2 separate regions of the Homo sapiens genome follow, and region 1 is linked to region 2. Evidence: read pairs that join two places in POLR2A ChIA-PET (ENCODE). Cell type or tissue: PC-9. All regions are shown on one strand. Links, peaks and the distances in the headings refer to the core of each region. The heading gives the core; the rest is flanking DNA.

Evidence for each region. ChIA-PET counts read pairs that join two places held together with the same protein. Peaks named below come from ENCODE experiments on the same cell type or tissue, not always from the same donor. Only the 100,000 strongest peaks of a DNase experiment are listed, where the experiment ranks them.
Region 1: POLR2A ChIA-PET joins it to region 2 with 10 read pairs; 5 of 35 experiments call an interaction of 5 or more read pairs at or near these places.

What each region holds. Positions count from the first base shown.
Region 1 is chr1:109,660,561-109,669,295 of GRCh38, forward strand. GSTM4 (glutathione S-transferase mu 4) reads left to right here. Exons shown (of 8, transcript NM_000850.5): 8 at 605-1,140. The coding sequence ends at 694. It overlaps GSTM2 (glutathione S-transferase mu 2), which reads left to right and starts at 7,497. Exons shown (of 8, transcript NM_000848.4): 1 at 7,497-7,591; 2 at 7,865-7,940; 3 at 8,365-8,429; 4 at 8,730-8,735. The coding sequence starts at 7,556. RefSeq lists a silencer at 7,579-7,748. In PC-9, for the core only: no CTCF peak of the experiment used is centred there; a DNase peak (open chromatin) is centred at 4,270; H3K27ac peaks cover 719 bases.
Region 2 is chr1:109,741,820-109,756,319 of GRCh38, forward strand. It overlaps EPS8L3 (EPS8 signaling adaptor L3), which reads right to left. Exons shown (of 19, transcript NM_133181.4): 13 at 11,298-11,379; 14 at 10,867-10,901; 15 at 10,176-10,374; 16 at 9,835-9,963; 17 at 9,459-9,532; 18 at 8,841-8,973; 19 at 8,261-8,583. The coding sequence ends at 8,572. Among named protein-coding and RNA genes, the nearest start is that of GSTM3, 8.0 kb to the left of the region's middle. RefSeq lists an enhancer at 8,594-9,793. In PC-9, for the core only: no CTCF peak of the experiment used is centred there; no DNase peak of the experiment used is centred there; H3K27me3 peaks cover 2,446 bases.

The DNA of each region.
Region 1 (8,735 bases), core at 736-8,735, 83 kb before region 2:
GGGTGAGATCTGGGCTCTCTTCCAGGCTGCACAGACATTTTCAGAGGTCCCCTCTGTGTGTGCAAACCTAGGCAAGCCAGGTGCCTCCCTGTGAAACAGGAGAATGTTGTGTAGTCAGAGAGTGACAGGACCTCCTGAGGGATTTGGGGGAGGATGGGGATTTGACAGAAAGAGGCCAGAACTGGAGAGAGACAGAACCAGTCTACGTTGCAGCTCTGTCCCCCTTAGTAGCTATTTGAGTGTGAGGAAGTTACTGAACTTCTGTTTCCCACATGAGAAATGGTGATAATAGATTCAGCCTTGCAGAGTAGTCGAGTGGGTTTTCTAAGCTTATGTTGTAATTTCTCTTGGGTACAGAGCACCCAGCACCGGGTAGAATCTTCATAAGTGTTAGCTGTTACTGTGGTACAACATTACTTAAAGGAAGTTGGAAGAGTTAACTCCGCAAATCTGGGGACCCTAAGAGGCTGTGTGATGCCTCAGCACTTGAGCCCACGTGGAAAGGCTGTGGCCAGGGCCCTGACCTGCTGTGTCTGCAGTGGGGTTGTCCCAGCCCTCATGGGCAGCTGACCTTGAGTTCTGGCCTTATTTTCCCCCCTCTCAGGGCTTGGAGAAGATCTCTGCCTACATGAAGTCCAGCCGCTTCCTCCCAAAACCTCTGTACACAAGGGTGGCTGTCTGGGGCAACAAGTAATGCCTTGAAGGCCAGGAGGTGGGAGTGAGGAGCCCATACTCAGCCTGCTGCCCAGGCTGTGCAGCGCAGCTGGACTCTGCATCCCAGCACCTGCCTCCTCGTTCCTTTCTCCTGTTTATTCCCATCTTTACCCCCAAGACTTTATTGGGCCTCTTCACTTCCCCTAAACCCCTGTCCCATGCAGGCCCTTTGAAGCCTCAGCTACCCACTTTCCTTCATGAACATCCCCCTCCCAACACTACCCTTCCCTGCACTAAAGCCAGCCTGACCTTCCTTCCTGTTAGTGGTTGTATCTGCTTTGAAGGGCCTACCTGGCCCCTCGCCTGTGGAGCTCAGCCCTGAGCTGTCCCCGTGTTGCATGACAGCATTGACTGGTTTACAGGCCCTGCTCCTGCAGCATGGCCCCTGCCTTAGGCCTACCTGATCAAAATAAAGCCTCAGCCACATTTGCTATAGTCTTGTCTTATTTGCTCCTGGCTGCCCAGACTGTGTCTGTCACTGCCTCTTCTGAGGGACTGGCTGGTGACCCTGGCAGTAGCTGGGTTCATAGAGATTATGATGGGCTTAGTAAGGTGTTTCCAACTTTGTTTTTTTTTTGAAATAAGGTCTCCTGCTTCCCAAGGTGAAGGGCAGTGGCGGCATCGTAGCTTACTGCAACATCCAGTCCTGGGCTCAAGAATCCTCCCACTTCAGCCTCCCAAATAGCTGAGACTATAGGTGTGCCACCACACCTGGCCACATTAAAAAAATTTTTGTAGAGATGTGTCTCTTTATGTTGCCCAGGCTGGTCTGGAACTCCTGAGCTCAAGCGATCCTCTTACCTTGGCATCCCAAATTGCTGGGATTGCAGGTGTGAGCCACCATGCCTGGCCCTGTTTCCAACTTCTTGATCTCTTTTCTGACTGCCTTAGAGCAGGAAGCCACATAAAGTGCTCTATAGAAAGGATGCCTCTTTCTGGGCCTAGATCTTCATTTATTTTTATGTATTCAGTATTATTCAGTGCTTTCCATGGTTAGGCAGAGCTAGGTCTCAGTGAGTACGTCTTAGATGCCCAGAGGTGGTGGAATTCCCATCACAGAGAACCAGGATCCTTCTGTCTTCCACACTGACTGACTCCATCACAGCTTAGATCTCTAGGACGCAAGCTCTACTGTGAGCTGCTTCACCAGAAGGTTCTCCCACTCAGCAGTTCCCAAGCTGTGTTATCACAAATAGTTGTTGATTTTGTGGGTTAGGAATTCAGGTGATGCCCAGCAGGGAGAACTTATTACAAATCAACAAAGGTCTTTTCTCCAAAAACTATATATCCAGAAATACGGCCCATTAAAAAATGAGTCAAAACTTGAACAGGCATTTCCGAAAAATGAATATCCAAATTGCCAACAAGCTCATGAGAAGGTGCTCAACATTATTAGAAAGCAGAAAGTTAAAAACCCATAAGATCCTACTGTATCCCCACTAGAATGGCTGACATTGAAAGGACTGACAATTGCTGGTGATTTATGCAGTAACTGGAACTGTCATGCATTGCTGGTGGGAAAGCCACTTTGGAATACTGGCAGTGTCAACTAGAGCTAAACATACATCTACCCAGGACCCAGAAATCCCACCCTATAGGAATGAGTCTTAATGGATTCCAAGAGCCAGGTATAATGATGCCAAAAGCAGCTTTATTTTAAATAGCCAATAACTGAAAACAATCCAAATTCCATGAATAGAAGAATGAACAAATAAACTGTGGTTTATCAACATAATTCCATCATTCATATAATGGTATATTTACTCTGCTATAATGAAAATAAACATGCTAACACTATGTGCAAAAACATGGATGGGTCTCACAGAAGTGTTGAGTAAAAGGATCCAGACAGGAGAAAGGACACACGATCTCATTCCACTTACACGAAATTCAGGAGAGGGAAATGAGTCCATGGTATCAGAGGTCAGATGATTGGTGACCTTGGTGAGAACTGGAAGGTTGCCTATTGAAGGCTCCTGGTGCAGTGCTGTAAGTTTTCTCTCTTTATCTGGGAGGTGATTCCAGAAGAGTATCCAAGTGGAAAAGCCCACAGAGTAGCACACTTAAGGCCTATGCACTGTATGTATTACACTTCAATGAAAAGCATGCTTGGCCAGGTGCGGTGGCTCACGTCTATAATCCCAGCACTTTGGGAGGCCGAGGCGTGTGGATCATGAGGTTGGGGGTTTGAGACCAGCCTGACCAACATGGTGAAACCCCGTCTCTACTAAAAATACAAAAATCAGCCAGGCGTGGTGGCAGCGCCTGTAATCCCAGCTACTCAGGAGGCTGAGGCAGGAGAATTGCTTGAACCCAGGAGGCAGAGGTTGCAGTGAGCTGAGATCACGCCACTGCACACTCCAGCCTGGGCGACAGAGCAAGACTCCGTCTCAAAAAGAAAAAAAAAAAGCATGCATTAAGGCCTGTGCACTGTATGTGTATTACACTTCAATGAAAAGCATGCTCATATGTCTTACATTATTTGTGTGCTTGTGTTGGTTTGCTTTCCCTCATAAGATGTCAACGTCCTCAGGACATGTGTTTTTGTCTCTTCTTGTTCGCTGATGTAACAGGTGTTTGCATATCACCTAGGACAGTCCCTGAGCATAGCAGGTGCTCACTGAATAGTTATTAGGCAAATTATAGGCTCTATCTTAATGGTGTCATTTCAAATTCCCTTTAGATTTTTATTTATGCCTACTTCTTTGGATAGGTGAGATTGATGGGCACATACACTCTTAGGTTCTGCAGTTTTTTCTCTTTAACATTTTACCTAAGAATCTGTACATGTTGGCAGTCTATATGCATGCCTATTTCTAGCATTTAATGGCTATCATTACTTCCTGTGGATAAATTATAGTTTGCTTAGTCATTCTTACCCTATTGGGCATGTGGATTTTTCTCATTTATTTATTTTTAGAACAGAGTGATCATGTTTAAACTAATTCCTTCTCTGGTTTTTGGGTACTTTATTTGAGTTGGTCCCCAAAGGCAATTACTACAAGGCAAAAGGTGAGAATGGTGTTATGGTATTATCATAGATAAATTGCTCTCTAGAGAGAATAGCTTTTTTTTTTTTTTTTTTTTTTTTTTTTTTTTTTTTGATGTGGAGTCTTACTCTGTCACCCAGGCTGGAGTGCAGTGGCGCGATCTCAGCTCACTGCAACCTCCGCCTCCTGAGTTCCAGCAATTTTCTTGCCTCTGCCTCCTGAGTAGCTGGAATTACGGGCGTGTGCCACCACCCTCGGCTAATTTTTGTATTTTTAGTAGAGATGGGGTTTCACCATATTGGCCAGGCTGGTCTCGAACTCCTGACCTCACGTGATTTGCCTGCCTCAGCCTCCCAAAGTGCTAGGATTACAGGCTTGAGCCATCGCGCCCAGCCCAGAGAGAATAACTTAATTCATGGTGACACCTGCAAGTCACATGGATCTTTCTGCACTACCTTAGGTACTTGAGGGATTGCAGTTTCATCTTATAATATTTTTATAGGTTTATAGAATACCTTCAAGTTTTCTACCTTCACCTTTTTTGTTTATAGTGTGTGCATGTTTCTGCCAATGAATCACAGTCTATGAATCTACCCGTCCTTGAATCTCCTGTATAAAACTCTCTGTTTACCCATTCTCTACCTGTGGCTTAGTCAACTCCTGGAGAAAGGTTAAAGAATGATCTTGTGGCAGTCAAGACCTTCTCTCTAATAGGCACAATGTAATTAATTATGATTCTGTTCTAGGTTTCCTGTGGCATAATGTGATGGTCAATTTTCTGCATCAACTTGACTGGGCTAAGGGATGCTCAGATGGCAGGTAAAATCATTGTGCTTGTGAGGGTGTTTCCAGAAGAGATTTGCCTTTGAATCAGAAGACAGCAAAGATTTCCTTCAGCAATGAAGGAGGCATCCACCAAACTGTCAGGGCCCAGAGAGAAGAAAAAGACAGGAAGGGTGAATTTGACCTCTCTGACTGGGACATCCATCTCTGCCTATCCTGGGACCTCCACACTCCTGGTTCTCTGGCCTTCAGACTTGATCAGGGACTAACACCATCGCCTCCCACCCCCACCTTTGTTCTGAGGCCTTTAGCCTCTGAATGATACCACTGGCTTTCCTGCTTCTCTATCCTGCAGTCGGCAGATCATGGGACTTCTTCACTCCAAAATTGTGTGAGCCAATTCCCATAACAGATAGATAAATTTATAAATAAACACACAAATTTCCTACAGCCTTATCTTAGTGGTGTCACTTCAAATTTTGAAGAACCCTGACCTAGTACACATAGCAAAAAACAACAACGACAACAACAACAAACAAAAACACACACACACACAAAAACTCATCATCAATAAGTTTTAAAAAATCAAACACAAGATAAAACGCTGCAGCATATCTATTACCTGGGGGCTTTTCTATATGGAAAGCACTTTCTGAGATGCCTTGCAGTAAACTCCAAGGAGATTTTGAGGGAAGATATTCTCTTTTCTCCTGGTAAATCTCCCTGTTGATGATCATTATTTTAAAGACTCCAAAGATGAAAACATCTGCTTGCACATTTTGTCGATTCATTTTGGGTGAGGGTCTCTGGCAGGCTTGGAAGGGTGGGTGAACAGTGGAAGGGGGCTGCCTCTGGTGACTAGCATCACTCATATCCATGTCTGTGGCAGTCATCAGGTGCTTATTATATATTCGACTTTTGGCCACCCCTAATGGGGGTGTTAAATGCAGGAAGAGTCCAGTCAAGTCATTGCAAATTGGCATTGACTTTTGGGACCTTTCTACACACGATAGTCAGGTAGATACCTTCTTTTTAAATTTGACTTGTTATTACTTTTTTTTGAGACAGGGTCTCATTCTGTCACCCAGGCTGGAGTGCAGTGGTGTGATCACGGCTCATTGCAGCCTCGACTTCTCAGGCTCCAATGATCCTCCCACCTCAGCCTCTCAAGTAGCTGGGACCACAGGTAAAGGGCCACCATGGCCAGCTAATTTTCGTATATTTGGTAGACAATGTTTCACCATGCTTCCCAGGCTGGGTGGATACTTTTCAAAAATAAGTTCAGTTCATCCTGCCTAGCCTTGCCCCAGCAGCTCTAGAGGAATTACCCACTCTGGTGCTGGGCTCAGGCTGCCTGTCTCTGGAATAATGTGCTCAGAGCTGCAGGGTAGGCCTGCTGTCTGACTGGCAGAGAGAGTCCCATACTCCCTACCCTGTACCCTGAAAGATCAAGGCTGCCCAGCCTGTCCACCTGGTAGACCATTTCCCTGCCCAATTCTCCTTCTCTCATTCCTGATGTGCAGCTTGATGCCTGCAGGGACTGTGCCAGCTGAGATTGTCTCTAGGTCCTCCCTTCTGCCAGCTGGTGTCCAGGGAAGTGGGTCCTTTGGCCTGCTTCCTGCCACCAGAATTTTGAGGACCTTGTTTCTCCCACTGCAACTTTTGACCCATTCCTGGGTTTCTTTTTCTTTTTTTTGAGACGGAGTCTTACTCTGTCGCTCAGGCTGGAGTGCAGTGGTGCAACCTCAGCTCACTACAACCTCCACCTCCCTGGTTCAAGCGATTCTCCTGCCTCAGCTTCCTGAGTAGCTGGGATTACAGGCACCCGCCACCAGGCCTGGCTAATTTTTTTGCATTTTTAGTACAGTCGGGATTTCACCACGTTGGCTGGGTTTTAGACTAGGGTTTCTTCACCTCAGCAGTACTGTCATTTTGGAGGGCAAAATCATTTGTTGTGGGGCACTGTCCTGAGCATTGCAGGGTGTTCAGCATCCTACGCAAACTCTACCCACTAGATGCCATGGGCGCTTCCCAGTGGTGACAATTAACAAAGTCTCCAGACAGACCTACATGTCCCCTGAGGGGCAAAGTTACCTCCACTTGAAGACCAGTGGTGTGCTGGATGGATACTAATATTAAAATAATAATAATAATAATAATAGAAATCATAATATAACTCATGTAGTTAAGGTAAGTCCTTTTTGATGGAACATTTATTTCAGTTAATAATATTTGTGTATGTCTGTCCTGGTAGTTTTTTTTTTTTAACTTTTTATTTTGATTTAACATGAGAGTTTGAGAAATTTACAAAACGAATGAATACAAAGACCTCTGATTACCCCAGATTCTAACGTTTCCACATGGGCTTTCTCCTCCCTCCCCAAGTCCACCAGCCCCTGCTCCCCACCTTTCTGTCTCTCTTCCCACCCAGCAAGCTCCCTAGGAGCACAGCACCACTTATGACAAAAACATCATTTTCTTTTCTCTGAGGCGGTATTCCTGACGTTTGGATTTAGGCTGATAAGTGACAGTGAGTTATAATCATCCTTGCCTGTGTTGTCCTTCCCACGTTAGGTCTGTCATGCCACGTATGTCCGCAGTTTATAACAATCTCTATCATACATTGAAAAGTTTTGAAAACTTATCCAGTGAATCCCTGAGCACCAAATGTTCTTTTGTGTTATTTTTCTTTATTAGGCTATTATTACTTTATTCAGAATCTCTCTGTTTTAGAGAGAGCCTTTCTTTCTTGCCTAACCTAGAGTGCAGCGGCGCGATCATAGCTCAGTTCAGTCTTGAACCCCTGGACTCAACCAGTTCTCCCCCGCCCTGGGCTTCTGGGCGTCCTGATCTCTCTCCTGAAACCCACGGGGCTGGGAGGTGGGAGGAGATCCTACTCCTAGCCCCATGAGCGCGCTCCAGGCCTCCAGATTGGCCCGTTTCGGGGGCAGGGCGGGCCGTGGGGCGGGGTCGCAGCAAGGCTTCCCCTCTACCCTCTCTGGGCCTCTCACAAACGCTGAGCCCCGCCCCGCTGAGGCCTGTCTGCAGAATCCACAGCAACCAGCACCATGCCCATGACACTGGGGTACTGGAACATCCGCGGGGTGAGCCAGGGTCCGCTGGGCGGTGGGACGGGGGTGCGTGGGGGCGGGGAAGTGTGGAGCAGCTGCAGGACGGGCTCTAGGGACGGTTCCTCTTCAGGGCTGTCCCTGACAGCGGGGTCTGTGCTTGCCGCTGTCTGTGCGTGTGGCTGGGCGTGCGGGGTGGGGGCGGGTGAGGCAGGAACGAGAGGAGGAGATGGGGCTCCCCTTGTGCAGAGTCGTCACAAAGTCAGGGACCCTCCATCTCTGACCCGAGCTGTGGGCCATCTCTCCCAGCTGGCCCATTCCATCCGCCTGCTCCTGGAATACACAGACTCAAGCTACGAGGAAAAGAAGTACACGATGGGGGACGGTAATGGCACCCTCGAGTCTGGGCCCTGCCCCCTCACACTAAGTTGGCACCAAGCAACCGATAGTGGCCACCTGTGGCTGACTCTGCAGGCCTCCCTTGCTGGAACTGCAGGCTGTCCCTTCCCTGAGCCCTGGTGAGGGAGCTCCTTGCAAGGCAGAATGCTGGGGCGGGATGCTGGGCCCCCGTCTGGGTAATTATGATGGGTGTCCCTCAGGGCTTGCCTAAACCCTGGAAGCCTTAGCTGTGTGGGGTCCAGAGCCCTCACTGGAATTCTTTTTCTCTGAATCCTGGGATGTGGGACTGAGTGGTCAGATTCTAGATCCACCTGTCTCAGGGGTCTTGCCACTGGCTCCTTGGGAGGGTCCCCAGGAAGGAGGGCTGGGCTTTGGGGAGGTTTGTTTTCACTTCATCTTCCCCACCACAGCTCCTGATTATGACAGAAGCCAGTGGCTGAATGAAAAATTCAAGCTGGGCCTGGACTTTCCCAATGTAGGTGCAGGGGAAGGGGCGGTTTTGGGGGAAAGTGCGACGTGTCTCTGACTGCATCTCCTCTCCCCAGCTTAGAGGTGTTAAGATCAGGAGTCTTCTGCCCAATTCCTCTCACTCTTGGCTGTCTACACAGCCCTTGCATGATGTTCTGTGTCCCAGCTCATTTATTAGTGTGACAGTATTTCTATCTCAGGCCTGCCATGAGCAGGCCCTGGTCTCCTCTTTGCCCTTGCATATGGGAAGGGGATGCTGGGGAGCCTGGTGGCCCAACTGAGCTTCCCCGGTTTCCCATCTATCCAGCTGCCC
Region 2 (14,500 bases), core at 2,445-10,444:
AGGAGGCAGAGAGAACTCCAGGAAAAGGGAAACAGCAAGTACAGGAGTGATCACTCTGTGTTTGAAACCAGAGACTAGATGAGATCACCATGGGAGCACGAGTAGCAGAGATGAGGTCTAAGGGTTTGAGGTGCTCTGGCATATCAACATGTAAAGGTTAGGGAAAAATGAGAGCAAACCAGCAAAGGAGTCTGAAAAGGAGTGGCCAGGGAGGTAGGAGGAAAACAAAAGGTCCCAGAAGCCATGTGAAGATGTTTAAAGGGAGAAGTGATCAACTATGTCAAGTGTGGCTGATCAAGTAAGATGAAGATGGAGAATCAATGGTTGAATTTAGGAAAGTAGGGGTTTTGACCTTGACAGAGCAAGAGACCTGCCCGAGGCCCCTATAGTCATGGGAAGAACTAAGCTTCTGAATTTCGGCAGGGCCCATGCAAATGAAAAGGGGCACAGATTTGCAACAGGGTCAACTCGGGAGACATAGGATTCTAGTTGAATGTGGAGGAGTGACAGAGGAAGGAGTCCGGAGCTGCTCTGAGGGTTCTGGCCAGGCCTCTGCAGCACAGCTCTCAGGGCAGTCTGAGAGCCTAGATCCCCTAGCTCAGGTGTGGGAAATCACATTTGCCCATCAGTTCAACTGAAGCAAGGTTGGGACTTTTTAAAAGGGCATTTTGCTAAACAGAAGAAAGGAAGAGTACAAACCACATGGACAGGTGAAATTTATAATGCCTGTGTCTCTCCTCCCAAGAAAGCAAAAGGCCAGTCACAAATTCACCTGAGGTATAAGATTAACATTTATTGAGCACCTATCATATGCCAGGCAATATCTAAGTGTTTACGTATGTTAGCTAATTTATTCCAATTTAAGCTTCACAACAACTTTAGGAAGTAGGTGTTATGCCCATTTTCTTTTCTTTTTCTTTTTTTTTTTTTGCAGTTTTTGCATTACTTTCTTTTTTTTAAATTTTATTATTATTACACTTTAAGTTTCAGGGTATATGTGCACAATGTGCAGGTTTGTTACATATGTATACATGTGCCATGTTGGTGTGCTGCACCCATTAACTCCTCATTTAACACTAGGTATATCTCCTAATGCTATCCCTCCCCCCTCCCCCCACCCCACAACAGTCCCTGGAGTGTGATGTTCCCCTTCCTGTGTCCATGTGTTCTCATTGTTCAGTTCCCACCTATGAGTGAGAACATGCGGTGTTTGGTTTTTTGTCCTTGCGATAGTTTGCTGAGAATGATGGTTTCCAGTTTCATCCATGTCCCTACAAAGGACATGAACTCATCATTTTTTATGGCTGGATAGTATTCCATGGTGTATATGTGCCATGTTTTCTTAATCCAGTCTATCGTTGTTGGACATTTGGGTTGGTTCCAAGTCTTTGCTATTGTGAATAGTGCCGCAATAAACATACGTGTGCATGTGTCTTTATAGCAGCATGATTTATAATCCTTTGGGTATATACCCAGTAATGGGATGGCTGGGTCAAATGGTATTTCTAGTTCTAGATCCCTGAGGAATCGCCACACTGACTTCCACAATGTTGAACTAGTTTACAGTCCCACCAAAAGTGTAAAAGTGTTCCTATTTCTCCACATCCTCTCCAGCACCTCGTTTCCTGACTTTTTAATGATTGCCATTCTAACTGGTGTGAGATGGTAACTCATTGTGGTTTTGATTTGCATTTCTCTGATGGCCAGTGATGGTGAGCATTTTTTCATGTGTTTTTTGGCTGCATAAATGTCTTCTTTTGAGAAGTGTCTGTTCATATCCTTTGCCCACTTTTTGATGGGGTTGTTTGTTTTTTTCTTGTAAATTTGTTTGAGTTCATTGTAGATTCTGGATATTAGCCCTTTGTCAGATGAGTAGGTTGTGAAAATTTTCTCCCATTTTGTAGGTTGCGTGTTCACTCTGATGGTAGTTTCTTTTGCTGTGGAGAAGCTCTTTAGTTTAATTAGATCCCATTTGTCAATTTTGGCTTTTGTTGCCATTGCTTTTGGTGTTTTAGACATGAAGTCTTTGCCCATGCCTATGTCCAGAATGGTATTGCCTAGGTTTTCTTCTAGGGTTTTTATGGTTTTAGGTCTAACATGTAAGTCTTTAATCCATCTTGAATTAATTTTTGTATAAGGTGTAAGGAAGGGATCCAGTTTCAGCTTTCTACATATGGCTAGCCAGTTTTCCCAGTACCATTTATTAAATAGGGAATCCTTTCCCCATTGCTTGTTTTTGTCAGGTTTGTCAAAGATCAGATGGTTGTACATATGTGGCATTATTTCTGAGGGCTCTGTTCTGTTCCATTGATCTATATCTCTGTTTTGGTACCAGTACCATGCTGCTTTGGTTACTGTAGCCTTGTAGTATAGTTTGAAGTCAGGTAGCATGATGCCTCTGGCGTTGTTCTTTTGGCTTAGGATTGACTTGGCAATGCGGGCTCTTTTTTGGTTCCATATGAACTTTAAAGTAGTTTTTTCCAATTCTGTGAAGAAAGTCATTGGTAGCTTGATGGGGATGGCATTGAATCTGTAAATTACCTTGGGCAGTATGGCCATTTTCATGATATTGATTCTTCCTACCCATGAGCATGGAATGTTCTTCCATTTGTTTGTATCCTCTTTTATTTCCTTGAGCAGTGGTTTGTAGTTCTCCTTGAAGAGGTCCTTCACATCCCTTGTAAGTTGGATTCCTAGGTATTTTATTCTCTTTGAAGCAATTGTGAATGGGAGTTCACTCATGATTTGGCTCTCTGTTTGTCTGTTATTGGTGTATAAGAATGCTTGTGATTTTTGTACATTGATGTTGTATCCTGAGACTTTGCTGAAGTTGCTTATCAGCTTAAGGAGATTTTGGGCTGAGACAATGGGGTTTTCTAGATATACAATCATGTCATCTGCAAACAGGGACAATTTGACTTCCTCTTTTCCTAATTGAATACCCTTCATTTCCTTCTCCTGCCTAATTGCCCTGGCCAGAACTTCCAACACTATGTTGAATAGGAGCGGTGAGAGAGGGCATCCCTGTCTTGTGCCAGTTTTCAAAGGGAATGCTTCCAGTTTTTGCCCATTCAGTATGATATTGGCTGTGGGTTTGTCATAGATAGCTCTTATTATTTTGAGATACGTCCCATGAATACCTAATTTATTGAGAGTTTTTAGCATGAAGTGTTGTTGAATTTTGTTAGAGGCTGTTTCTGCATCTATTGAGATAATCATTTGGTTTTTGTCTTTGGTTCTGTTTATATGCTGGGTTACATTTATTGATTTGCGAATGTTGAACCAACCTTGCATCCCAGGGATGAAGCCCACTTGATCATGGTGGATAAGCTTTTTGATGTGCTGCTGGATTCTGTTTGCCAGTATTTTATTGAGGATTTTTGCATCAATGTTCATCAAGGATATTGGTCTAAAATTCTCTTTTTTGGTTGTGTCTCTGCCCGGCTTTGGTATCAGGATGATGCTGGCCTCATAAAATGAGTTAGGGAGGATTCCCTCTTTTTCTATTGATTGGAATAGTTTCAGAAGGAATGGTGCCAGCTCCTCCTTGTACCTCTGGTAGAATTCGGCTGTGAATGCATCTGGTCCTGGACTTTTTTTGACTGGTAAGCTATTGATCGTTGCCACAATTTCAGAGCCTGTCATTGGTCTATTCAGAGATTCAACTTCTTCCTGGTTTAGTCTTGGGAGGGTGTATGTGTCGAGGAATTTATCCATTTCTTCTAGATTTTCTAGTTTATTTGCGTAGAGGTGTTTGTAGTATTCTCTGATGGTAGTTTGTATTTCTGTGGGATCAGTGGTGATATCCCCTTTATCATTTTTTATTGCGTCTATTTGATTCTTCTCTCTTTTCTTCTTTATTAGTCTTGCTAGCGGTCTATCAATTTTGTTGATCTTTTAAAAAAAACCAGCTCCTGGATTCATTAATTTTTTGAAGGGTTTTTTGTGTCTCTATTTCCTTCAGTTCTGCTCTGATTTTAGTTATTTCTTGCCTTCTGCTAGCTTTTGAATGTGTTTGCTCTTGCTTTTCTAGTTCTTTTAATTGTGATGTTAGGGTGTCAATTTTGGATCTTTCCTGCTTTCTCTTGTGGGCATTTAGTGCTATAAATTTCCCTCTACACACTGCTTTGAATGTGTCCCAGAGATTCTGGTATGTCGTGTCTTTGTTCTCGTTGGTTTCAAAGAACATCTTTATTTCTGCCTTCATTTCATTATGTACCCAGTAGTCATTCAGGAGCAGGTTGTTCAGTTTCCATGTAGTTGAGCGGTTTTGAGTGAGTTTCTTAATCCTGAGTTCTAGTTTGGTTGCACTGTGGTCTGAGAGACAGTTTGTTATAATTTCTGTTCTTTTACATTTGCTGAGGAGTGCTTTACTTCCAACTATGTGGTCAATTTTGGAATAGGTGTGGTGTGGTGCTGAAAAAAATGTATATTCTGTTGATTTGGGGTGGAGAGTTCTGTAGATGTCTATTAGGTCCACTTGGTGCAGAGCTGAGTTCAATTCCTGGGTATCCTTGTTAACTTTCTGTCTCGTTGATCTGTCTAATGTTGACAGTGGGGTGTTAAAGTCTCCCATTATTATTGTGTGGGAGTCTAAGTCTCTTTGTAGGTCACTCAAGACTTGCTTTATGATCTGGGTGCTCCTGTATTGGGTGCATTTATATTTAGGATAGTTAGCTCTTCTTGTTGAATTGATCCCTTTACCATTATGTAATGGCCTTCTTTGTCTCTTTTGATCTTTGTTGGTTTAAAGTCTGTTTTATCAGAGACTAGGATTGCAACCCCTGCCTTTTTTTGTTTTCCATTTGCTTGGTAGATCTTCCTCCATCCCTTTGTTTTGAGCCTATGTGTGTCTCTGCATGTAAGATGGGTTTCCTGAATACAGCACACTGATGGGTCTTGACTCTTTATCCAATTTGCCAGTCTGTGTCTTTTAATTGGAGCATTTAGCCCATTTACATTTAAAGTTGATATTGTTATGTGTGAATTTGGTCCTGTCATTATGATGTTAGCTGGTTATTTTGCTCGTTAGTTGATGCAGTTTCCTCCTAGACTTGATGGTCTTTACATTTTGGCATGTTTTTGCAGTGGCTGGAACCGGTTGTTCCTTTCCATGTTTAGCGCTTCCTTCAGGAGCTCTTTTAGGGCAGGCCTGGTGGTGACAAAATCTCTCAGCATTTGCTTGTCTGTAAAGTATTTTATTTCTCCTTCACTTATGAAGCTTAGTTTGGCTGGATATGAAATTCTGGGTTGAAAATTCTTTTCTTTAAGAATGTTGAATGTTGGCCCCCACTCTCTTCTGGCTTGTAGAGTTTCTGCGGAGAGATCCGCTGTTAGTCTGATGGGCTTCCCTTTGTGGGTAACCCGACCTTTCTCTCTGGCTGCCCTTAACATTTTTTCCTTCATTTCAACTTTGGTGAATCTGACAATTATGTGTCTTGGAGTTGCTCTTCTCGAGGAGTATCTTTGTGGCATTCTCTGTATTTCCTGAATCTGAATGTTGGCCTGCCTTGCTAGATTGGGGAAGTTCTCCTGGATAACATCCTGCAGAGTGTTTTCCAACTTGGTTCCATTCTCCCCCTCACTTTCAGGTACACTAATCAGACGTAGATTTGGTCTTTTCACATAGTCCCATATTTCTTGGAGGCTTTGTTCGTTTCTTTTTATTCTTTTTTCTCTAAACTTTCCTTCTCGCTTCATTTCATTCATTTCATCTTCCATCGCTGATACCCTTTCTTCCAGTTGATCGCATCGGCTCCTGAGGCTTCTGCATTCTTCACGTAGTTCTCGAGCCTTAGCTTTCAGCTCCATCAGCCCCTTTTAGGACTTCTCTGCATTGGTTATTCTAGTTATCCATTCATCTAATTTTTTTTCAAAGTTTCTAACTTCTTTGCCATTGGTTTGAATTTCCTCCTGTAGCTCGGAGTAGTTTGATCGTCTGAAGCCTTCTTCTCTCAACTCGTCAAAGTCATTGTCCGTCCAGCTTTGTTCCGTTGCTGGTGAGGAGCTGCGTTCCTTTGGAGGAGGAGTGGTGCTCTGCTTTTTAGAGTTTCCAGTTTTTCAGCTCTGTTTTTTCCCTATCTTTGTGGTTTTATCTACTTTTGGTCTTTGATGGTGGTGACGTACAGATGGGTTTTTGGTGTGGATGTCCTTTCTGTTTGTTAGTTTTCCTTCTAACAGACAGGACCCTCAGCTGCAGGTCTGTTGGAGTTTGCTAGAGGTCCACTCCAGACCCTCTTTGCCTGGGTGTCAGCAGCAGTGGCTGCAGAAGAGCGGTAGCTGTAGAACAGCGGATTTTGGCCACCCACAAATGCTGCTGCCTGATCGTTCCTCTGGAAGTTCTGTTTCAGAGGAGTACCCGGCCGTGTGAGGTGTCAGTCTGTCCCTACTGGGGGGTGCCTCCCAGTTAGGCTGCTCAGGGGTCAGGGACCCACTTGAGGAGGCAGTCTGCCCGTTCTCAGATCTCCAGCTGCGTGCTGGGAGAACCACTACTCTCCTCAAAGCTGTCAGACAGGGACATTTAAGTCTGCAGAGGTTACTGCTGTCTTTTTGTTTGTCTGTGCCCTGCCCCCAGAGGTGGAGCCTACAGAGGCAGGCAGGCCTCCTTGAGCTGTGGTGGGCTCTACCCAGTTCGAGCTTCCCGCCTGCTTTGTTTACCTAATCAAGCCTGGGCAATGGCAGGCGCCCCTCCCCAAGCCTGGCTGCCGCCTTGCAGTTTGATGTCAGACCGCTGTGCTAGCAATCAGTGAGACTCTGTGGGCGTAGAACCCTCTGAGCCAGGTGTGGGATATAATCTCCTGGTGTGCCGTTTTTTAAGCCCGTTGGAAAAGCGCAGTATTAGGGTGGGAGTGACCCGATTTTCCAGGTGCCATCTGTCACCCCTTTCTTTGACTAGGAAAGGGAACTCCCCGACCCCTTGTGCTTCCCGAGTGAGGCAGTGCCTCGCCCTGCTTTGGCTTGCGCACGGTGCGCTGCACCCACTGTCCTGCACCCACTGTCTGGCACTCCCTAGTGAGATGAACCTGGTACCTCAGATGGAAATGCAGAAATCACCCGTCTTCTGCGTTGCTCACGATGGGAGCTGTAGACCAGAGCTCTTCCTATTCGGCCATCTTGGCTCCTGTGTTATGCCCATTTTCTAGAAGAAGAAACAGGCCTGGAGCAGTTAGGGGAGTTGCTCCTCTAAGCTTCAGGTCCCACAGATGGTCTGGGATTCAAACCTAGATCTGTCTAATAATGCAGTTGGTGCTGGTTTTCCTGCACTTGGCCATCTGAACAGCCTCTTGCCACATGGCAGTCTTCTTGGGAAGTCTGGGGAACACCAGGTGAAAACACTTTTTTCGGATCCTGGACGGTTTCTCTGTTTCTAGGCTCCTTTAGCTCTGGGAGGCAACAGAGGGTGATGGGTTAATACCTCCTCCCCCATCCCAAGAAATTAACTTTTCTGGGTAACTTTTGCCCTTGACAAGTCACACCCAAAAAGGGTCTCACCTTTTCTCTCTTTTGTGAGGGAAAATTGTTGCTTTCCTATTCTGTTAACAGCTATGAGAGATGATTTTCTGAGGCCAGGAACTTAAGGGAATGACATAGGCTGTCTAAAAATAGGGCAGTCTGGGGCCCAGACAATGTTAGGGTCATGGACACATTCAGGTAAGAGAGATTTAAGGGAACATCTTAAGAACCCTCAAATCCATAAGTACATTGGGCCTTATCTGTTGACTAAATCAATAAAAGTATAGCTACTGGTATGTAGAGAGGGGACTCCACTGAGATTAAAGAAAGCTACTTTTACTGAAAAATGTAAGAAGCTATGGACAGTCCAAACTCTTTGCTTAACCCTTGAGAAAACAGGGACCCAAAGAGTGGAATGACTTGCTGGAGTTCACCCAGCCAACTGGTGCAACTGACCAAAGCCTACAGCTGTCGGTCCTAGTGCACTTTGCTACTGTGAAGTGGTGTGCCTGCAGCTGTGCTGGGTGCCTTGGAATGTACTGAGAGACATGTGTGTGCAAAAAAGATGGTGAGCATAGCTTTATTTTGCAGTTTGTTTAGAAAGAGAGTCAGGAGAGCTTGGACCTTAATTCTCAAATTCTGATTCCCAGCTCCAGGTTGCTGTGTGAATGTCCACTCACATTCAAACAATCTGGCTCAGTGATGGATATAGGCTTGCTGCTGTTTTCATGCCAAATGTCCCAGCCCTTCCTGCCTCCCTGCCTTTGGTCTCCCTCAGGCCCAGAAGAAGCTGCGAGGGAGGCACATGACAAGCTTGAAGATGCTTTTATTGAGAAGGAGAGGGACTGAACAGATTCTTGACAAGCCTAGGCATAAATGCTCCAGGTTTGGGAAAGAGGTAAAATAAATAGGTGGTTACTGGGGAGGCTCCAACACAGCCAGAAGGGACACTGTTTGCTTCAGCCTCTGGGCCTGTCCATTGTTTTTGCTGTGTGAGCTGGGGTGTGGGGTTTGCTGCAAACTGGGATCCAGAAGAGGAATTCTCGGGGCTCTAATGGGTATCAGATCTGCCATCTTGCATCAGCGGGGCCTGGTTCTTGGAGGTGTCTAAGCTGGTGCCTAAGGGCTTATCTGAGGAAAGACAAAGATTCAGATGAGGCTGATGGCAGGTGAGGGATCTGCAGAGCTTATGCCACCAATAAGCTTGGAGCCTCAAGGTAAGCCTGAATGCATGAAGCTAAGCCCCTGGGGGAATATCCTGTGCCCAGCACCCGCCACACTCAGTTCTGCCCCAGGGCTGGGCCTGCAGGCTTTTCCAACTGGCCCTCTCTCTCACCCAGGAGCACCAGACACTCCCAATGGTTGTCAGGACCCCAGGGTGTCCTCACCCCCAGCATCCTTCTGACAGCCTCCAGCCGGGACAGGATTCGTGGGGCCTCCTGTGGACATAGCATCTGTAGCTCCCCAGGTCTTATGCGAAGTAGCTGGCTCCCCGTCAGGGACCCAAGTGTCCTCACCGTGCTGTGAACAAAACAGCAAAAGCCATCCGTGGTGGGCTGGAAGGACCCTGGGCCTGAGCGTTTGGGCAGAGACAGGGCTCTTTGGGCTCGGAGGTTGGGGTTACAGAAAAATTCATGGAGTAGGCTATCTGAGATTGAAGGAGTAAAGTCAGCATTTGGCTTCAGCCAATTTCAGAACTTCCAGATTTGAAAGAAGTGCTCTGGGAGAGAATCTTCTGGCTGGGGAGGGGCGGCTAAGCTGGCAGCTGGGGTTCTTCCCGAGTCCACTCCCCTGATCCTTGCTGCCTTTGCCACAGCAGAGCTCCCCACTTAATCTCTAATCTAGGCTTGGACACGCCTCTGCTCTGTCCTCTAACTCAGCAGAGACGGTGCTGGATCGGGGTCATGTACAATGTAGGCCAGGTTGTATGTTCTGGGTCTCTGGGTTTCCTTGGTTAGCCCTTTACAAAGTTTCTCCCTCCATATCCTGTAGGGCCAGGCACTCACGCAGTGGAGAAGTTCTCTGCCTGCAGCCAGTCTGTGACCTCTTCAGGCCTCGAGCTAAGTCGAAGCATTGGAACCTAGAATCAGGGGGAACCAGGGATCAGAGTCCATCTCATCTCACAGCCAACCACAGCCCCTAACATCTGGGTCCCTTCTCCAGGTTCCCATCAAATCACTTCTCTTACTCTGTGGCTTTCTGGTCTGGCAGGGAGCTGGTCTTGTTCTCTGCTCTGGCCCCATGATAAAGTTGGCACACTAAGCATGCAATAATACGGTCCGAATCAAACCAAGACTATCTCCTCTGCTTGCCACTGAATCCTCCCCACCCCGACCTCCAACTCAAGACTTAGGGCTCTGGATAGTCCAGGCTGGGTAGTACCCGAGAGGGTGACTGGCCCTGGGTCCCAGGGGTCCCCGGCTGTAGGGGCTCCAGGATGTTGCTTGGAATGTAGCCGCTCCGTCCCGCCTCATTCTTCACCAGCCACCACCGCTTGCTGTGGTCCAGAACCTGCCAAGAGTCACCACCTCAGTCCCCTGAGCCTCTTTCCAGCCAGCCTTCCCTCCCCACACAAGGCTTTCTCCCTCCAGCTCTTTCCTACCCTCCTTCTCCCTCTCTAGGCCACCCACCTTGGCAGCTCCATCCCTGGACCATCCACCCTTGGCTGCCTGTAGCTCCCACCAACCACCACCTCCTTTTCTAGCCTATGGCCCAAGCCTCACCTCCAGCTTCTCTCCCTGGACCACAGTCAGTTCCCGTGGGTTCCTAGCTTCAAACTCGTACAAGACTTGCATTTTCAGGGCTGGCTGGGCAGGTTTGGGGCTGGAGGGCCTGGAGTTGGGGTCCCCAGGCTGAGGGTCATGGTTGTGTGTCTTCTCCTGAGGAAAGTGTGAGGTGCTCCCTAACCTATGACTTCCCCGCCTAAGAAACAGAGTCAGGATGGCTGGAGAATGGGGCCTCAGAAATTAAGCCTATGTCCCAGCCCTGAGATTCCCCTCAGGTATCTCCGGCCTGCAGTCTGATGGTGACTTTTGGGTTTCTTTAGAGTTTGCTGGCAGGTCAGTGTTAGGTGGGGCTTTCTGCAGGCAGGAGGGGTCTGAAATGTCATTGATTTCTGAAGACATTTCCGGGAGTGGAATTTTCTACATCTGAGTTCTGCCCTAAGCACTTTATACTTGAGTATGGGAAATCAGAAGCATGTGTGGGTAGTATCATGAGAAGAAGCAATGGGAGCCTAGGAGGGTAGAACACTGTTTTTCACCCAAGGTAGGAGAGGGATGTCCTTGTACATGTTTTTCTGGCTAAAAGAGACCCTCTTGGCTCTCTTAAGATGTAGAGAGCCAGAGATCCAAAGGAACAGCCCTGTCCCTCCCTCCCCAGGACCACGCAGTCCCTATTAAGCTCAGAGCATACCGAAGGGAAACAGGGTCCTGGTATCCTAAGGGTGCCTGTAAGGGACAGAACAGAGAGTGAGTAAGAGCAGGAGGCAGCCAGCATGGTGGGAGGGAGCTGGGGTATCCGACCACAGGCATAAGCAGCTCACACACAGCTGCCTCCTATCCCCTTTCCTGCCTCCCCCAGTTTACAGATACAGGTACCCACATGCACCCACCCACCCACTACTTGGAGATGGGGCCTCAGAAATTGAGCCTATGTCCCAGCCCTGAGAGTCCCCCAGAATATCTCCTGTTTGCAGTCTGGTGGTGACTTTTGGGTTTCCATGGAATTTGCTGGCTTGCCAGTGTTAGGTCACACTAGTTGTGTGACCATGGTTTGGATGGGGAGGGCAGAAACTAGCCAGGGACTAGGGCTGTGGGTAGGGCTCTATGCCAAGCTCCCCTTACTTGGCTGGAGGGCTCTGGAAGTTGCCAGTCATCTGAGAATGTGGGTTGGTAGGGCAGGGGCTCATCGCCTGTCCAGTCGGCCCTGAAGAGGGAAACAAAGCTGAGTTCACATCCACTCTGTGAACTCTGATGCCAGGCTGTGGGACGCGGACAGGGAGGGGACGACAGGGCCTAGCCTCAGGAATCTTTTGGCTAATAGGTGACATGGTCCATGTGCACAGATGAAAGGCCCCAGGACACCCACAAAGGAGCAAGCAGTTAAGCCTGGACACATCCCACGGTGCAGGTGTCTGGGGGTCAACCTCACCTCTGCCCATGAGGTAAAGATACACCACCTCCGTAAGAACATGATGGACACTTCATTGCCCTGATTGGGCATTTGGATTAAAGTAGTAGAACTACAAGAGCTTTTGGGCTGGCCAACACCCCAGGGGTCTTGTGCAGTATTTTTCTAGGCTGTTTTTAGTTTCCCAGCAGCAGATCCTTTTCTTTCTAGCTAAATTGTCTGTGGATTTCCACCCAGTGAAGTAGACAGCAGCCGAGCTGCTCCTGTTGACTGACTCTGGGATGGGCTGGTCCTTGCCTCTCAGCCTCCCCCTCGCCCATTACACAGGGCCCAGGAGGACCATGCTGTTTGTGGCCTTCAGGCTTGCCCTGCTTGGAATATTTTCCACTTGTCTGCCCAGGGAATGCCCATTCATTTCCTTGAAGACGTTCCCCTCCTTGCTTCACTGGGGCAGAAGTAAATATTCTGCTGAACTTGGTACATCCCTAGGTATTGCTCTTCTCACACTGCATTGCTCATGATTCTTAGCTCTTTGTTTCTTACTATATATAGATTTCCTTGGGGGCTGTACCCCTAGTACAGTGGCTGATACATAGGAGGGAGCTATTAAGTGTTTATTCAATGGGAACAAAGGAATGATTCCCTCTTCTCAATTTTCTTAATTGTTTCCTTCTGTGCCTTAGAAACATGCTTGGGTCTTGACCCTAATACTACTCCGTATAAGCTGTCATCCTATTACTTTCTTCTTACCAAATTTCTTGAGAATGTGCCTATATCCTCTGCCTATATATTCTTGTCTCTGTTTCTTTCATTATTTCTGCAACCTGGTTTCTACCTCTGCCATTACTTTATTGAAGCTAGTCCATTTAAAATCCTGATTGCCAAATCCAATGGCCTTGTATGGTCTCTGTCCTTCTGGATGACCACAACATTTAGTGTTACTTATAGCTTTGGGTCAATTTGCCAAAAATCAAGTTATCTAAATATAATTTGCTTGAAATTCAACTCTTTTGAGGGTTTTTACATTTCTTTAGGTATTCTATTTTCTATGTTTCTGTCTTTCATTTATTTCTGGTTATGTTAAGAAACTAAAAAACATCTAAGGGCACATCTGACAATATTACATTTAAAAGTATTTATCAATTGTACATCATTTTATGAATACTGAAGTTGTTTTGCATCTTCGTGGGTATTTAAAAAATAATATGTGCTAATCTGTTTTTCTAAGGACTCAAATTGTAGAAGTAAGGCTGGGTTTTGAAACACAAAATGGTGTATTCGACCTGGTTATTCAATGTTAAAGTGGCTGAATGAAAGAACTTGAGGCCCTCTTGTTTGAGTCTATTGTAGAACCTCTGTTTTCCTCTCCTGCTAGTGCTAGACAGATACCAGAGCTATTCCCACAGACAGTGGGAGCCCAGCACAGCCCTAGGAACTGTGAGACTGGCTTATTCAGGTACTCTTAGTCCCAGGGTTTTGGACAAGGGAACTCTGGTATGAGATGGGAGGTCCAGAACTGATAAGTAATTTCATTTTAGTGACTGCACAGACAGTGCATAAAAATAGATTGTTATGGGTGGAAACAACCCATCTGTCCATCAACAGATGAATACATAAATAAAATGTGTCATACCCATAACAATGGGATATTATCCAGCTATAAAAAGGAAGGCAGTTCTGATAGATGAATGAATCGTGAAGACATTATTTTAAGTGAACAAGCCACATACGACAGGACAAATATTGTATGATTTCACTTATATGAGGTTCCTAGAACAGGCAACATATTCTCATAGAGACAGAAAGTAGAATAGAGGTTTCCAAGGGTTGAGGAGTGGGTAATGGGGAATTATTGTTTAATGGGTACAGAATTTCTGTTTGGGATGATGAAAAAGTTCTTGAAATACTGTAGATAATGGTGTTGGTGGCACACATTGTTAATGAACGTATTGCCACTGAATTATACACTTAAAACGGTTAAAATGATAAAAGTGGTTAATTTCATGCTATGTATATTATACCATAATAAAAAATAGATAGTTTTGAACTATAATTCATGTCTTCAGACAAACTGGACACAAAATTTTGTAAATGGGGCTGAATTGAAAAGAACTGGTCATGGCGGGGTGCGGCAGCTCACGGCTGTAATCTCAGCACTTTGGGAAGCCGAGGTGGGCGGATCCCTTGAGCTCAGGAGTTCAAGACCAGCCTGAGCAACATGGTGAAACCCCATCTCTACAAAAAAAATACAAAAAATAGCCAGACATGGTGGTGGCACACAGGTGGCACACCTGTGGTCCCAGCTATTCGAGAAGGTGAGGTAGGAGGATCGCTGGAGCCAGGAGGTGGAGGCTGCAGTGAGGTGAGATCATCATGCCACTGCACTCCAGACTGAGTGACAGAGCGAGACCTTGTCTCAAACAAAACAGAAGTGGTTATTAGGCAAATAACTCCAAGAAAAGACTCATTTCCCTGTTGGCTTTTCTGCTTTTCTAAAGCCTTCTCTCTTGGTTTTCATCCCTCTGCTCTTCAGGTTCTCCTTAACTCTCTGGAATTATTCTCTGTCTTCTTAACCCTTTTTGCACTTGCCATGTAGAAGTTTGCCAAGGCCCTTGCCTCTTCTTTCATGGAATAGAGCAAACTATGCTTGTCAAGGTACGTTCAGGGGCTCCCTCTGGAGTGCTCCCCAGTAGCTGTGCCTCTAGCCATCACATCTGGGCATCCCCTCTCAGCTGCCTGGCCACCAGGCCTCTGTGGAATGTTCCAAGGATGCCTCAGCTCAGCGTGCCCAAGCTGGTTCCTCCCACTCCCCTGGCTCTCATCCGTTTGGTTTTTTGTTTTGTTTTGTTTTTTGAGATGGAGTTTTGCTCCTGTTGCACACACTGGAGTGCAGTGGGGCGATCTCAGCTCACTACAA